2 separate regions of the Homo sapiens genome follow, and region 1 is linked to region 2. Evidence: read pairs that join two places in POLR2A ChIA-PET (ENCODE). Cell type or tissue: GM12878. All regions are shown on one strand. Each heading gives the region's core, and the rest is flanking DNA. Links, peaks and the distances in the headings are about the cores only. Region 1 overlaps SNX10 (sorting nexin 10). Region 2 overlaps LOC105375199 (a long non-coding RNA gene).

Region 1 (2,912 bases), core at 95-2,594, 380 kb after region 2:
CAGCCTTGCTTGCATCCCTTAACTCTAGGCTGGGCTTCCCCATTTTCAAAGGCAGTGTTTTGGTTTGTTTTTTAACTTTTAAAAATTGGGCTAGACGGGCATGGTGGCCTGTGCCTGTGGTCCTATGTACTCAGGAGGCTGAGGTGGGAGGATTGCTTGAGCCTGGGAGCCAGAGGTTGCAGTGAGCCAAGATTACGCCACCACACTTCAGCCCCGGCGACAGAGCAAGACCCTGTCTCAAACGAAAAACCAAAAACCAAAATAATTGGCTGGGCACCATGACTCATGCCTGTAATCCCAGCACTTTGGGAGACCGAGGTGGTTGGATTACTTGAGGTCAGGAGTTCGAGACCAGCCTGTCCAACATGGGGAAACCCCATCTCTACTAAAAATACCAAAATTAGCTGGGCGTAGTGGCATGCGTCTGTAGTTCCAGCTACTTGGGAGGCTGAGGCACAAGAATCTCTTGAACCTGGGAGGTGGAGGTTGCAGTGGGCTGAGATCATGCCACTGCACTCCAGCCTGGGTGACAAAGCGAGACTCTGTCTCAGAAAAAACCCACAAAAAACAAAAAAATTGGGCTATAATATGTATAGTAAAATGCATAAAGTGTTCCAATCTTATGTATGTAGCTCAATGGATTTTTGTCTTTTTGTTTTAGTAGAGACAGGGTCTCTCTTTGTTGCCTAGATTGGTCTCGAACTTCTGGCTTCAAGCAGTCCTCCTGCCTCAGCCTCCCAAAGAGCTGGGATTGCAGACATGAGCCACTGATCATGGCCTAAATGGATTTTTATATACCTGTGTAACTACCACTCAGATCAAAGTATAGATGTTTCTGGCTCCCCAGAAGGTACCGTGTGCCCTTTTCCAGTCAGTCCCCCTCACTTCCACCCCTAGAGGTGACCTTCCACAATACCTATACCAGGCATGCTTTTTTCCATCTCATTTTAAGTAATCCTGAGACCAAGCTGCTTGTTCCGGGAAATACCCGCCCATGAAGTTAATGAAACTGCAAGGTTAAGGGCATAGTTCCCACAGGACTGCCCTTGTCTTCAACACCAATTGCAAGCTTGGGGCTTTCCTGAACCACCTTCAAGTTTAATAATTCACAAGAAAAACTCACAGAACTCAGAGCTATTATCCTCACAGACGCTGCTTTTTATAGAGAAAGAACACAAACGAGAACCAGCCAAAGCAAGAGCTGGACGCATGGGCAGTCAGGTGGGGTCCAAGGACAGAGCTTCTGGTCGTCCTCCCAAAGGAGCCATGGGCGGAGTTATCCTCCCAGCACCCATGTGTGGCAGTGTGCAGAGTCACTTGGTGTAGCTGGAATGATCGCCTGGCGTCAAATCCATTGCCCTTAGAACAAAGTCAAAACACCTGCACGTGGTCTCTAGCACTCTGCAGGATCCAAACCTCCTTCTTTCTCCAGACTTCTTTCCTGTGCCCCACCTACCACTCCAGTGCACTTCTTGTTCCTTATTTCAGAGCTTATTTTAGAGCCTTGAATGCTCCATGCACTCTGACCCCCATGGACTTTTACAGATGTTTTTTTCCACTGCCTGGAATAATCTCTTCCCCTAGCCTTTGTACTGTGTTGACTGGCTAACTTCTACTTATCCTTCAGGCATTGGCTTAGAAGTCAAGAAGAAGCTTTCTAAACCTTTAACTATAAAAGATATTTTTATCTAATCAGCTCCTCAACAGCACCCTGTAGTCAATGCCAGTTAGAAATAGAGAAGGTTTAGGTCAAGCCTTTCATATCCTAGTGTCTGGTTGTTTAGTGGAAAGTAATTCAGGTTCCACCTAATCGAATATGTAAGGACCAAATGCAGTATGACTGATTGTTTTGGAATCTAGACCAAGGGTACAGTGAGTATGGAAGCACTTTTCTCTCAGTACCCACAGCAAACATTACTAATTAATCATGAGGTTGGCACGTGAATTGAGATTTATTTACCATCCTCGTAACAAGATTCATACAGCCTGGGAGTGACATCTTGGTTCTGTCTAAATGGTAGTACTGACCTTAAAATTTAGTAATTTTTTTTTTTTTTTTACATTTTGGGGGTGAGGAATCAAATGTAGTCTCTCTTGTTAAAACAGCTTTATGACTGTAATAAATCTAGAAAGAGGAGAAAAGGGAGTGAGAATCTCCCTTGTTAGTTAAGCATGTTCCATTTGCACATTGGTTTGAATTCCCAGGAGAGCAGTATCCGAGCTGATGGATCTTCTCCATAAAAAGGCCTTGGCATTGGGCCATTGTGAAATTAAAATGAATTCAGAGTCATTCATGCATGCAACTTTAATTTACAATTAAAATATTATGGTTACATATTTTAATAAGAATAATTAGATGGACCCAACTGAATCAACTCTTCTGTTTAATGAGACAGAACCCAGACTCCAAATGGAAAGGCAGGTGGCTGTGACAGGAAGCGCATTTCAGACAGTGTCTTTTGTGGAGCTAGGCATTTTTATTCTTTTTATATTCGAATGTCCAGAGTGAGCTGTTTGATTTTTCTACACTACTCAGGATGCTTGCCTCAGCCTTGCTGAACTCATCTTGTGGGGTGTATGAGTGAGCATTTGCTCCAGCTGCACACAGTCCCTTTCATGGAGTCGGACATTCTTGCCCAAGCGCCTGCTCCCTCCTCCATAAGGGCACTGGGCTCTTTCCTTGGCACAGGGCTCACTTGGTGTAACTAGACTGTTCCTCCCTGTGTGATGTGACCTGAAGTGTGGGCTGAAACCCCTTTTGAATGTATGTGTGCATGCGTGCATATCTCCCCTGCTCTCCTGGATCATGATGGCTGCATTCTACTTTTAGAGATTCATCCCTTTAGGATAACTGATTTTCCCCTTCCCAAATGCACATGCTTCATACTAGGTATAACAGCAGCTTCTAGGCA
Region 2 (2,912 bases), core at 95-2,594:
AGCCAGAGGTGCCCAGCTAGGCTGTGCCCAGATTCCTTACTTACAGGACCTGTGAGCTCTTAAATGCTTATTGCCTAGGTTTTAGAGTAATTTGTTATGCAGCAATAAATAACTAATTGGAAGGAAGGAAGGAAAAAGGGAGGGAACAAGGGAAGAAGAGAGGGAAGGAAGGGAAGAAGGCAGGAATAACCATGTCTGCCATAATCTAGCCAGGGAACAGAAACCACTCTGAGTATTTTGGTTGCTCAGGAGACAACAAAGCTGAGCAGTTACTAGGAGACGGTGACATAACCCAGAGATGAGCAGGGACAGGAAGCTATACTGCCCCTAAAGTGGAGGATCAAAGGAGGAAGCAGTGTTACCAGAAGCCAGAAGAAGCCAGGTCACCCTGCAGAAGCTGGAACCACAGGGGCCTGATTGGTAGGAGCTGGAGCTGTAGATGCCATTCAAGACAGGGAAGGGCAAGGAGAAACATTGTGGCTTCTCTCTTCTTCTCACCATGCAGTTCCCATTGGTGCCTTCCATTGGCCAAACCCAGCCAGAAAGCAGCTGACACCGGATCCTAAGAAATAGCCCACAAGGGCCAGCCTCCTGCATTACACAGCACAGCTGGGAAGGAATGGCCTCACAGGCCAGGCCTGGCACACTAGCTAACTAGCTAAAGAGAAGGGAAAATATCTATTGCCAGTCCTCAGCAGATTCAGCCAGAAGGGACTGCTTATTAGCTCTGTGAACAAGGACCATTCACAATCTGCATGAAAACTCAAATTATGAGATGACAAAAATAACTACCAATCAACAGTACCCCTTGATAAACCACAAGGTAAATCATGACACTTGCCAAATGAGTCCTCCAGAGATGGGAGGGAACACGACGGCCTGGGACTGGCTGGGTTTGGGAACTGGAGAGAAGGAAGATCAGGTTGAAGTCAGGGCTCCTGGGTCCCAAGGGAAGAGGAGGTGACAGAACCCATGTCAGAGGGAGCAGAGCAAAGGAGTGAGGCTAGCCAGCGCGGGCGCCACGTGCGGAGACACACAGGTGTTCCACTGGGTCCAACACTAGGTCTTCACAGTCAAAAGAGAACTGAAACGTGAGGGTAAAGGGAGGGTAGCCGGTATGAGTGACTGGTGATCTAGGCAGGAAGCCAGGCTGCAGGGCATTTAATGAGTGGGTGCAATCACGTGGTAGAGTTTGACAGTGAATGGAAAGACAAAAACAAGCTTGCGGCATGGCAGGTTCCCGCCAAGGATCTGGTTTGAAAACAGAGGAAGAGAAGGTAGAAACTAACACCAAAGGCTAAGAACCTGCACAGTAAATTGCCTATCAGTCTTCCTCATAGCCTGCAAGCTACTTGAGGGAGGGATTTGCAGCACATGTGTCTCACTCAGTTTTCTGAGGGCCTTGGATAGTGTCTGGCCCATAGTAGGTGCTCAATGCATGGCTGTGAGATGAATGAGTGAGCCAAAGTGAAACCACAGAACGTCATGAGGGCAGGAGAACGAGGCAGAACCCACGGAAGATGCTCTCAAGTGATGTGGCGGCGTGGTGGCCTGCTGGAAAACCCCAGCGGCGGCCAGACCCGTGTGGGCAGCTGCAGTCAGAAAATGAGATGGTTCTTTCTGAGCAAATATGCAGTTATAAATAGCACAGGCTACGCAAATCGCCACAGCTGCATGGCAAAGGACTAGAGGGTGCGCTCAGCACAGAGGACGTTCCCGGCCACCAAATTCCTTCTGAACTATCCCCGCCATCAGCAGGGGCTGCTGCCCAGAGGGGAGACCCATGCCACGAGAGAGGTCAGCATTGCCTTACGTCTTTATAAGGCTGCTCCTAAGGGACTTGCCCTGAAGAGCCTTATGCTTCAAAGCCCACTCACCTGTAAAAGTGTCCCAACCACTGAGCTGGTTCCACAAAGGCATTAAGAAATTACCACTATGGGCTGGGCACGGTGGTTCATGCCTGTAATCCCAGCACTCTGGGAAGCCAAGGCGGATGGATCACCTGAGGTCAGGAGTTTGAGACCAGCCTGGCCAATATGGTGTAACCCCGTCTCTACTAAAAATACAAAAATTAGCTGGCCGTTGTGGCGCACACCTGTAATCCCAGCTACTCGGAGGCTGAGGCAGGAGAATTGGTTGGCCCCAGGAGGCAGAGGTTGCAGTGAGCCAAGATCACACCATTGCACTCCAGCCTGGGCGACAAGAGTAAAACTCAGTCTCAAAACAAAAACAAAAACAAAAACAAAACAAAACAAAACAAAAAAATACACTATGTCAAGTTATTAGGTAACCCATAACATCCTTTGTTTTAACATAGCCTTGCCAAGGGCCGGGCACAGTGGCTCACGCCTGTAATCCTAACACTTTGGGAGGCTGAGGCGGGCAGATCACTTGAGGTCAGGAGTTCGAGACCAGTCTGGCCAATATGGTGAGACCCTGTCTCTACTAAAAATAAAAAAATTAGCCAGGCGTGGTGGTGGGTGCGTGTAGTCCCATCTACTTGGGTAGCTGAGGAACGAGAATTGCTTGAACCTGGGAGGTGGAGGTTGCAGTGAGCTGAGTGAGATCATGCCACTGCACTCCAGACTCGAGATACAGTGAGACTCTGTCTCCAAAATATATATACATGTACTTCTCTAAATTAAATATTGAAATAAATTTTAAAATGCCCGGTTCATGTAGTTATAATAATAATACTAATAACAACAACTACTGCTACTACTACTACTAACATGTGTTGAACATGAACTAAGTTCCAGAAACCATGCTAAGCTACAAAACGGTGGACACACTCCCCTTGCACACCCTGTGGTAATTCAGTCCACACTCAGAAACTGCTGTTGGTTCAATGTTATTTATATTTATTTATTCTGCACCTTCTCCCAAAGACTTGAGGTGATCTGCAAGAATAC

The links. ChIA-PET counts read pairs that join two places held together with the same protein. Peaks named below come from ENCODE experiments on the same cell type or tissue, not always from the same donor. Only the 100,000 strongest peaks of a DNase experiment are listed, where the experiment ranks them.
Region 1: POLR2A ChIA-PET joins it to region 2 with 5 read pairs; 2 of 35 experiments call an interaction of 5 or more read pairs at or near these places.

The regions. Positions count from the first base shown.
Region 1 is chr7:26,347,301-26,350,212 of GRCh38, forward strand. The region is part of intron 2 of SNX10 (sorting nexin 10); the gene reads left to right. Among named protein-coding and RNA genes, the nearest start is that of LINC02981, 50 kb to the right of the region's middle. RefSeq lists an enhancer at 1,161-1,310. In GM12878, for the core only: no CTCF peak of the experiment used is centred there; a DNase peak (open chromatin) is centred at 1,105; H3K27ac peaks cover 1,223 bases.
Region 2 is chr7:25,967,206-25,970,117 of GRCh38, forward strand. The region is part of intron 6 of LOC105375199 (a long non-coding RNA gene); the gene reads right to left. Among named protein-coding and RNA genes, the nearest start is that of MIR148A, 19 kb to the left of the region's middle. RefSeq lists enhancers at 843-902, 1,353-1,792. In GM12878, for the core only: a CTCF peak has its summit at 1,416; DNase peaks (open chromatin) are centred at 376, 1,126 and 1,406; H3K4me3 peaks cover 1,208 bases; H3K27ac peaks cover 2,182 bases.